3 separate regions of the Homo sapiens genome follow, and all the other regions are linked to region 2. A link is a contact called in ENCODE Hi-C or POLR2A ChIA-PET data. All regions are on one chromosome and are shown on one strand. The core of a region is the stretch at or near the end of the contact, and the rest is flanking DNA. Distances in the headings are between cores, read along the strand shown.

Region 1 (3,395 bases), core at 167-2,666, 340 kb before region 2:
TCAGCGTAGACACACAGACACGTCCACATCTGTATGTCTGCAAACACAGGCAGCTCCTCACAGAGCTGTGCCTGACACACCTAAGCACACCTGCAAAATACAAGATTTTTTTTTCTTCTGGTGATACCACAGAAAAGAAAATTACTTTTGTAGAAAAGGCCATTAATCTCCTTAAATCAATGAACTGGAAAAAAAAATCCTTAGTTATCCTAAGAAGTGTGGTTATTAGGGTGAGGCCTGAGTATTAATGGAAGTTATACGAATTTCCCTGGTAATTCCATTAAACGTTGTACTAAAAGAATCCTAGAATTTGGACAGAGTAAAGCAGTGGTGCTCAGCCTTCTACCAAGGAAGGCGGGCTTGAGGGATGGTGGTGAGTGGGCGTAAGGGAGAGGAAGGAGGCAGCTGCCCCTAAGTAAGGGAGCTGCGTGCGTGAAAGGTCCTCCTAGCAGTGCTGAGCTGAGTCCCTTTCAGACCCCCTCGGTGCACCTGCCCTGCCGGCTCCCCTGAGAATCACAGCTGCACAGCTGCGGACAGAAGCGGATTCCCATGTGCAGTGGGAGTGGGGAACCACTTTTAAAGAAAGCAAAGAGGCTGGGCGCAGTGGCTCATGCCATGGGAGGCCCAGGCAGGCGGATCACAACGTCAGGAGTTCGAAACCAGCCTGGCCAACATGGTGAAACACCGTCTCTACTAAAAATACAAAAATTAACTGGGCATGGCGGTGCACACTTGTAATCCCAGCTACTCGGGAGGCTGAGACAGGAGTATTGCTTGAACCTGGTAGGCGGAGGTTGCAGTGAGCCGACATGGCACCACTGCACCTCAGCTTGAGTGACAGAGCAAGACTCTGTCTTAAAAAAAAAAAAGAGAGAAAAGGCCGGACGCGGTGGCTCACGCCTGTAATCCCAGCACTTTGGGAGGCCGAGACGGGCGGATCACGAGGTCAGGAGATCGAGACCATCCTGGCTAACACGGTGAAACCCCGTCTCTATTAAAAATACAAAAAATTAGCCGGGCGTGGTGGTGGGCGCCTGTGGTCCCAGCTACTCGGGAGGCTGAGGCAGGAGAATGGCGTGAACCCGGGAGGCGGAGCTTGCAGTGAGCCGAGATCGCGCCCCTGCACTCCAGCCTGGGCGACAGAGCGAGACTCCGTCTCAAAAAAAAAAAAAAAAAAAAAAAAGAGACAGAGAGAGAGAGAAAGCAAGCAAGCAAAAAACAACAACAACAACAACAAAACACCCAGCATAAACGAGGTAAAACAGAACACCCAAGGTGCTGCAGCCAGGTGGGCCTTAAAAAGGAGGGCTGTGTCCTGGGATCCACGGAGACCCTTGGAGGGAGGGGGAGGGAGGAGACTGGAGCCAGTGAGCTCCTGAGCAAGCTGGAGCAGTGGAGGCAGAGCTCGCCCAGCCAGAATCCCAGGCTCACACAGACAAAAGCAGTTCAGAGGCAACAGCGCCCCCAGCGGTAGGGGGTGAAGGTGAAATATCCGACTGGGAATACTGGCGGGGAGTTCTCTAATCACAGTGGCTGCCACAGCTTTTACTTTTCCAGCATTTCTTTCTTATTCAAGTCCTGAATTTCCGGCCATGGATACCATCCAAGAAGTCACAAGGAGCACACACCCGGAGAGCCGGCTGCAGGGTGGAAACAAGAAAACTGCGGGCAGCTAAGACGGGGCCAGAAGGTCACGAGGGAGTTCTGTTTTCCTCCACGGTTCGTGATCTATTATTTTCACATGTAACATGTACATGCTTTTACATGTATGTACATGTATGTATGCAATAGGTCATGCTTTTATAATTGGTAAAAATAATTTTGAATATAAGGAAGCAACTCTTCACTATAAACTGTAATTACAAGATTATCCAAAATATTCTGAGACATACGTCATCTCTCCAGGAATAAACGGAGCCCCTCTCCGTGGATGAGCCGGTGGTAGAGCTCTGTGTGGCCGACCCAGACCAAGAGGTGTGGGCTCCCGTGGGTGTATGGCTTCCGCTGGAGGAAAAGGATGACAAGGATTTGCTGCAGGAATGAACATGAGCAAAGAAATCACATTTGCTGGAAGGGCTTGGATGGCTAAGTGGCTTCACTTTTCTGAGCCTGCTTCCTCTTTCTTTCATTAAATATATTTATTAATTTCACAGTATACTAATTTTGAAATATTTTTACAGTGTGATGTTTACACTAGGTTAAAAATAAAACTGCATCTTACTTTTAGAAATTCATGGCCAGTCACTAACTTCCTTCCCACATTTGTTACGGGCATTTTGTGATTTTGTAATCTGAAGCAAGGTGAATTCTTACCAGGTATATTTATCAATGGCTTTCTGCACATTTCTTGTAAAATGCGTAGGTAAAGAATCTTTGCTCCTCACAGTAAAACCGTGCCTTCTACGTCCTTCTGACAGTCCTCTTCTGGAAATAAAATAAAACATGACGAGTCTCCCTAATGTAATAATATAGTTTTATTCATTAAGACTTTTAAAATTTCTCTTTTATACAAAGTTGCTCCTCTCGTTCTGCCACATCCCTCCAAACCCACCTGTGCATGAGCGCACACACACACACACACACACACACACACACACCCCATCCTGATGAAACTGAGACTTAGGATGTCATCATTTTTCTTTTTCTTAAAATCAAGGTTGCCATTAACCTATATGTACCTTTATGTGAACTGAAGACAACATCAACTTTTTGTGACTCAGCCAGAGAAGGAAAAGTTGCCCCAAACAGTTCACAGTATTTCAGGGATTTCAGGTCCCAGTTGTCCCTTGACCAGGGACAAGGGACTTACTTACAAAACCCAACCACTCCTCCAGTAAAAAAATCATTAATCCCATATTAATTAAGAAACATCAAATTCTTTAGACTCAGAAGCCACACAGACACCTAACTTGCTTTAATCTAGCATTGCTGTTTGTGGGTATACTGAGTTTTCAAGAGTTAGAAGATATTAAAATTTAATGAAGAACTAAAACAGAAGAAATATCTAGATGTTAAATAAACTATTAAGCCTAACTGGTGTAGCACAGTTCCTGTTAATCATTGAAATGTCCTTTCAATGAACCGCTTAAAACATTTACTTCCTCTAGTCAAAATATCTTCCTGATGTTTAATAATCAACAACTTCTGTTCTTCAATAGAAATCTTATTTTCCCTTACAAATAAAACATATATTAACATAAGATATGGTCATGAATCAGGAAAAACTTCAACTTTCAATATTTCTAGTTAGAACACCACTCTAAAATGCATTTTTAAAAAGTTTGCTTTTGCTTTCGATTATAAGGCTACCTAATTGATCTCAGCTCACTGCAACCTCCACCTCCTAGGTTCAAGTAATTCTCCTGCCTCAGCCTCCTGAGTAGCTGGGATTACAG
Region 2 (3,674 bases), core at 1,173-3,672:
GCCTTTGAAATTCCAAAGGAAAATGACTTCAGATATTTGTTTGTTTGTTTGTTTGTTTGTTTTGCTACTAAAAACAGAGACAGAGTCTCCCTCTGTTGCCAAGCTGGAATGCAGTCATGTGATCACAGCTCACTGCAGCCTCGACCTCCCAGGCTCAAACATTCCTCCTTCCTCAGCCTCCCGAGTAGCTGGGACCACAGGCGTGCACCACCATGCCTGGCTAATTGTTTGTTTGTTTGATTTTTTTTTTTTTTGTAGAGATGCAGTCTGTTGCCTAGACTGGTCTCAAATCCTGGGCTCAAGTGATCCACCTGCCTCAGCCTCCCAAAGTGCTGGGAATAAAGGTGTGAGCCACGGCCAGAGATTCTTATGCCTTGCCAACCAATCAATCAAGTGTGAGGGTATAAAGACATTTTCAGAGATACAATGAAAAGAAAAGCCACCCTAAAACATCAAGTGCACCTAGAGTTTTCTTGATATCCTTTTGTAACATGCCAGCATTTTGTCAAAATCACTGAAGTTCTTCTGAAGTGATGAGTCAACAAATGTGTGATGTTGAAAAGTAAATTAAAACACAGATTTCACACCAGCCAGTCATCAGTCCCTATTCATACAGTGTCGTAGGTCCTCATTTAGAGGCATTGAGAAATTAGAATATTCCAAGCATGGAGGGCAAAGAAGACATGGACCAGATTGGCTTCCAGAGAGTTGATAGAACAGTCTGGGAGTCAGACATAAAAGGAGAACTGCTAAGAAGTCCCAGGGCGTGACAAGGCCTGTAATAGCAGAGGTGGACCCCGGTACAGGGGAGTCGCAGAAGAGGTCGCTCAGACCCCACCTGGGAGAGTCATGAGTGAGGTGGTCCATTTGGGCCAGGTGTTGGAAGATAAAAGAGGAGGCAGATTGGGATGGAGGTTAAAGGTGCTGGGGCGAGGAGCAGTCAGATTGAGAAGGTTTTTAATAGTAGCAGCATCTGCAGGGCAAGGAAATGGTGTGTAATGCAGGATTCTGAAACGTGGGCAGTGAATAGTAGAATGGGAGGCTGAGGGCGAAGGCAGGGGCACGCTCAGCAACAGCAAATGCAAAATAACTTCAGGGAAGGGAACTTCAGTGAGAAAAGGTAGGCTGGCTGGAGGCGATCTGAAGCGGTGAGGACTCTCCCAAGCAGGAAAGCGCCACCCACTTGTCCTCCATGGATACGCTGACCCTGGGTGGCTCAGACCTACCTAATGTGAATCCGGTTGGGGAGGAAGGGGAGCGGGCATCCCCAAATCTACATCCACAGGATTCCTATGCAGTCAAAATTTGGGAATTAATACTGAAGGCAGGAGTGTTAACATGGGTAGGGAAACGCAATACTGACGGAATCCTAAATCAATGACTACTTAGCAAATAGAACATCTATATTTACAAGTCCAAAGTGTTAACATAACTATTTGAAACAGATTGCTAGAAACAAAAATAAATGGGACAGTGCCTTGGAAATATATCAGATAGAATATGACTGGTGATAGAGTCCTGAAAAAGAAGAAAAGCCTGGGGGTTCTGCAGAAGATTTACGTTGTTCATGGCATTAATCATGGTAGATTCCCAGAGGAGGTGAAATGTTATGGACGGGTGGAATGTGATCCATTTTACTGAGGAAGTAAAACTATTCTTGCCTTGAAGGTAATGTTTAAAGTCAAAGAATTTTTAATTAGGTGCGGATTTTTTAAAAAGAATTTTTAATTTACAAATAAGATTGAGTTAAAGAATCATTTTCTGCCGTAGAAGCAATAGGATTTTTTAAAAATTCTATTTTAAATTGCATAAAAAGCATCTTAAAGTAATCAGATAAGTTGAGCCATAAGTAAATGGATATTTAAAGATCTTATTAAAATAGTCTACCTGATTTAGTTATTATTCTGACCCTATATAGCAATTCACAGGGTTTTGTTTCAATTAAGTGGCTCTAAGATTATCATTTAAAAACAAAAAGTGTAACTCTCCCGTTTGCAGCTCTCTGCACTCATTCTATGACTGGAAGGTGGGGCTTGTTTTGACAATGCTTCCAGTTAGGGTCTCTTAAGTGATTTGCATGTTATTAACCTGGATAGCCACTAATAGGGCTTCACTTCCTCGATTTCATACATAGCCCCGGCTCATATAAAAAAGAGTTCTTCAGGAGAGCAGAAAAATCGGAGCACTTGCACTATCGGTGAAATGTGTAGAAAGATAACAGAAGCTACCCTCCTCAAAAAAATGATGAGTTTGATGAAAAGAAATTAACAAGCTGTGTGAGTGTGCTGCACATGATCAGCCATGCTTGCTAAGTCTGTCTGTTGGTTGTTGCTATGGCTACGAAAAGCCAGTGGAACCCAATGAGCTGTCTGCAGCAGAGCTGAGAGGACCAGCCATTTTACTTATGGAAAACAGTGTGGCATATTCTGCTGAGCTTCGCCCTGGAAGAAGCCTCTTTTATACATCTCTTCAGGGAAGAGAGAAGCAATGGGCATGTTAGTATACAATGATCACAGCCACGCAGGCCTGCAAGCTGCCTTTTGGACAGGCTGTTGACTGCCGTTCCAATTAGCTGATTGGAGAATGTGGAATGCAGAGTGATAATGCTGCATATCTGCTATCAGGCAGCAGCAAAGGTTTTTGTCTTGGGAAGGCAAGCTTTCCCTGCAATATTATCTCAGCAGCTCCCTAGCTGCTTACCCTGAAAACGAGGGATCCAAACGGAGGGTGTTGCACTCTGCTAACGCTGGTCCTGTGCGTGGCTGTGGCATATGAGCGGCAGGTCTGAAAAAGCAGGTGTGTGCTGGGACGGGCACTGGACTGGAACGCAGGCGGACGCTCTCGGGTTTACCTGCTTCCTGTTAACAGATTGTGGGCTCCCAGGGCATATGTCTGCACGCTGAGGCCGAGGCGGAGAAGGGGCTTCCTGAGCGTCCCAGTACACTGACAGAGGTAAGCTTTTTTGACCTTTTTGAAAGCACAGCATAAAAATAACTGGGGCAAAACTTAGCCTGAAAGATTTACGTTGATTGTGTGATTTGGATTTACCAAACAAACATACACAGACACATACACACACGCATACACACACATTTCTAGAAAATAGTATCAGAGACATAGAGTTGTTTCAGTGAATTTTGGTTCTAGCAATTGGAAGATAAAAAACATGACCGATATGCTTTGGGGTTTTAAAACCAATATTTACTGTTTGAGCAGACTACGATGGCTTGTTCTGAACCGTCCTCACAGCCAACAACATTTCTCGCTTGTGAACAATGGATTCTTTCGTGACCTGCACTTTGACTTGTATTCAGAGAACTACATGAAAAAGAACTACATGAGAAGCATTTCTTTTTAAGCCTCGTAAATGATTTATTTAACTCTTAACACAGCTATGTACACACTTAAATTGAAGAATTCTGTTCTCTATGTGGGTCATAATAGCCAGTGGATTTTGTACTTGCTTACCCTGGACTGAGTGTCTTGGTGTCCTGTTTGATTTAGTTGGGGTAGTTGTAAAGCAAACAGTGTAGGTATTGGAAGCCGTTCACACCTCCTTTCCGAGTATCTGCATGCCTTGCTGGCCCAGAGCACAAGACCCCCATTGTGCTCCCCCGGCTCAGAATCCAAGGAAAGAAAGGAAGCGAAGCCTCTGCATTGAGTTCTAGGACAGC
Region 3 (3,388 bases), core at 543-3,042, 420 kb after region 2:
TAAAAACACTACTGATAATCGTTTGCAAGTGCAACACTTCAGAAATGCAGAATTAAGTAACTAGTGGACTATTATAACTTCAGCATTCTAGCATACGCTCTGAAATGATCATTCCTTTATTTAGATCTTCTAGATACTTTTAGTGATTACATTAGGGATAGCCAACTCCATGGGCTAATTTGAAACATAGAAATGTACTATGCTTGCATATTCATTTCAGTATGGAACCTTCTAAAAATCTCCTCCTTTGGACTGAATTTTTAAATTCAAGCTTTTTATTTTTGTTTTTTTCCTCGGTAAGCTGCAAAAGCTTTTTATTTTTGATTAGTTCTTTTAGTTTGCTTTTTCATACCGTTTTCATTAATAAAAATGTGTGGCTGGGCGCGGTGGCTCACGCCTGTAATCCCACCACTTTGGAAGGCTGAGGCAGGCGGATCACCTAAGGTCAGGAGTTCGAGACCAGCCTGGCCAACATGGTGAAACCCTGTCTCTACTAAAAATACACAAATTAGCCGGGCACGGTGGCGCGTGCCTGTAATCCCACCTACTAGGGAGGCTGAGGCAGGAGAATCTCTTGAACCCAAGAAGCAGAGGTTGCAGTGAGCCGAGATCGCGCCATTGCACTCCAGTCTGGGCGACAAAAGCAAAACTCCGTCTCAAATAAATAAAAACGTGTAGCCATATGCACATACATTAAAATGTAAGCAAATAAAAAGAGTTCTTCCAGAAAAGTTTACAATTTAAAATTCACCATGCTTTAATATTCAGTGGAAGATGCAAACTACAGTAAGAAAACTCTTTAGGAAATTAGAATGCTTGTGGACATAGCTCCTAAGTATTTCAATTGCTGCAGGGAGACTTTTGGTAATGTAGCAATTACTTCTTTTGAAATAAACTAGATCTGTGCTGTTCAATATGATAGTCAACAGCCACTTAAGGCTAGAGTATTTGAAATGTGGCTAGTCTGATTTGAGATACGCTGTCACACCAGATTGTGAAGACAGAATAAAAGAAAGTGTAAAATATCTAATCAGCAATTGCTTTGATTACATATTGAACTGATAACATTTTGGACAAATTGGGTCAAATACTAAAATTTCATGTTTCGTTTATTAATGTGGCTACTTAAAAACTTCAAATTTCTCATGTCCTCACATCAAGACTGGAAAAAAACTCTTAAATTACATCTGTGTCTTGCATTATATTTCTGTTGGACATCGCTGCTATAGACATGTTTTTAACAGCTGAAACAACTCTTGGCGTCTGAGAAATGTTTGTGTGTGTCTGGGTTGGAGGGGACGGCTGTACACAGCAACAGTTACCTAGTTACCTGCTGGTTGAGGTCAGCGCCCGTTTGCAGCTGCCAGAGAAGAAAGCAAGCAAGGCCGCTTCCTGCGGCTAAGTGGACAGGCGACTGCTTGCAGGGATCCGGGGGTGCGTTGACCGAGGCCCCTGTCTCCAGCAAATGCTTCAGACCATCCACCTGCAGGAAGAGAACAGATCCAGCACCCTTCCCACCTTTGTCCAGTCCCGCGCCCCTCCGGGCTGGAAACCTCCCCGCCCTTCACAACCAGCTCTGACCAGGCAGCGCCCAGTGGTCCGTCCCCGCATTAACGAGAAGACGAATCTAGAAGCTTGAGCCTGCAGGACAAAAGCTCGGGCTCTGTGAGCCCGAATCTCACCTCGGGGTTGCAATCCAGCAACAGCATTTCCCGCCTAAGGCAGATGACAAGAGTCCTTGGAAGTGCAGAGAGGTGAGACACTCGCCGCACCCCGACAGGTAAGAATGCGCAGGCTGGCCCTAGCACGGGAGAATTTAAAGACCGCTGGGACTTCCGGGCCGGCCCTTGGCAGCCGCGCCCCAGCTCCGGTTACGCCCGAGCAGCCTAATCCTCAACGACCCGGACCCTGTCCAGCCCCGCCACGGCCGCACGTACACAAACACTGGCACGTGGAGCCCGGCGCCGGGGGCAGGGGGAGGGGGCGGGCGCGCGAGGCCATCCGCCGATTGGCCAGCTGTGGATGCGTCAGGCCCTCCCACCTCGGGGCGGGGCCCGCGGCGGCCCCACGGAGCCTCAGCGCGCGTGCGCAGGGTAAGTCAGTGGGCGTGAGAGGACTGGAGTAGGAGCGGGTGGGGCTCCGCGGCCGCCATGAGGCGCGCTGAGTTTGACACGTCTCCCGGTAGTGCGCCCGCCCTTTAATCCTTACGGAGAAGCGGGAGTTTCGGCTGCAGGTTTTGGCTCTGCCGGCGCGCACGTAACCAGGAAACTGGGAGCCACGCGCAGCTCCCCGTCGACGCCGCCTTCAGAAGCCGCTGTGCACTGCGCTGCTGCCGCCTCGGCGCCGGGGAACGCAAGTTCCTTTACCTCGCGCGCAGTCGCCCGCCTCCCAACCCGGGAGGTGAAGGCGGGGACGGCGAGCGCGAACTCGAGGGGATGGCTGTCCCGAGTGGCAACGGCCGAGCCCGGCCCGCGCAGGGACCCTTGTGGAGGGGCCCTCGGGGAGAGGCCGCAGCACGCTGGGGTCGTCACGCTGGTCCACGCCGGGCTCTCCTCCCGGGAGAGCGGACCCGGCCGCGTGCGATTCGGACCCGCGGGGCTGGTGAAGCCGCTGTCCGGCCCCGCGGGTGCTGTCGGGCGTGCGTCACTGCTTTTTGTAGAACATGACCTGACTTCCGATGGCAGCTACTGACGTCAGAGCTGCTCCCTAGACTCTCCCTAAGCGTCTTTCCAGAAGGATCTGCTTAGAAACCAAAGCTCCAGCCGAGTGTTTCTTTTCCCCTACATTTTTAGTGATTCCCTTCTGTTGATGCCTTTGAAAGCTCGGAGAAATAAATACGTTTATTGTTATGCTGTTAGAAAACAAGTTCATGCTTGTCCTCTAAAGATAAGTGGTCTTTTCATTCTACTTTTTGTTTTGTAGTAAGAGCCATAAAATTTGCAATCGCAAGTTTATGTTGTTATACTTAGTTACCCAAGGGGTAGTTTTAAGCATTTTTATTCATATGAATATTTGAATATAAATGTGTGTTCAAATATATAGAATCGTTCTTATATTCCACATTTTTAATATTTAAACTATTCACAATATCTTTTAATGATGTTTAAAGAACGGCAGTGTAGAGATACTGTTGTCAGATTTGTGAGGTGAGCACACGTTGATATTGCCAGTTTCGCTTTTGTTTATCAATTCAATAAGCACTGCTTTTTAAAACACGTGTTGAAGCTTCAGGTTTGCACAGAAGTTCATTTTCAGGAATTCCTAACTAATAAAGGGTATCAGACACGTTCTTACAGTTTTGAACATAAATACTGCAGTTAGCATATGTAGTGGGATATTTGTGTGGTGAAAGTGCCTCCATATTTCATATCTTTTCTTTGAAACAAGA

Evidence for each region. Hi-C counts contacts between places; a loop is a spot of excess contacts on that map. ChIA-PET counts read pairs that join two places held with the same protein, here RNA polymerase II (POLR2A). Pooled maps may share reads with other maps.
Region 1: a loop to region 2 is called in a pooled map, with 4 times the contacts of the local background. The contact joins the enhancer-like site here to the promoter of SORBS2 in region 2. A Hi-C loop is called at or near these places in 7 of 37 single-sample maps with no recorded cell type and 5 of 50 pooled maps. POLR2A ChIA-PET finds 5 or more read pairs at or near these places in 1 of 52 experiments (activated CD4-positive, alpha-beta T cell).
Region 3: a pooled map shows a loop between it and region 2 (4-fold over the local background). The contact joins the promoter of ANKRD37 here to the promoter of SORBS2 in region 2. A Hi-C loop is called at or near these places in 1 of 37 single-sample maps with no recorded cell type and 4 of 50 pooled maps. POLR2A ChIA-PET finds 5 or more read pairs at or near these places in 1 of 52 experiments (Panc1).

Annotation. Positions count from the first base shown.
Region 1 is chr4:186,148,202-186,151,596 of GRCh38, reverse strand. It overlaps FAM149A (family with sequence similarity 149 member A), which reads right to left. Exons shown (of 14, transcript NM_001395294.1): 2 at 2,314-2,424; 3 at 1,893-2,031. Among named protein-coding and RNA genes, the nearest start is that of FLJ38576, 42 kb to the left of the region's middle. RefSeq lists a silencer at 1,464-1,659 and an enhancer at 1,678-2,877. Within about 2 kb of position 1,416, at least 9 of the 41 ENCODE cell types and tissues checked have a DNase peak (open chromatin) inside an H3K27ac peak, as active enhancers do.
Region 2 is chr4:185,810,942-185,814,615 of GRCh38, reverse strand. SORBS2 (sorbin and SH3 domain containing 2) reads left to right here and starts at 2,422. Exons shown (of 27, transcript NM_001395207.1): 1 at 2,422-2,952.
Region 3 is chr4:185,395,245-185,398,632 of GRCh38, reverse strand. ANKRD37 (ankyrin repeat domain 37) reads right to left here and starts at 1,792. Exons shown (of 5, transcript NM_181726.4): 1 at 1,683-1,792; 2 at 1,331-1,483. The coding sequence starts at 1,709. LRP2BP (LRP2 binding protein) reads left to right here and starts at 2,709. Exons shown (of 9, transcript NM_001377440.1): 1 at 2,709-3,388. RefSeq lists silencers at 1,807-2,176, 2,397-2,586 and an enhancer at 2,207-2,276.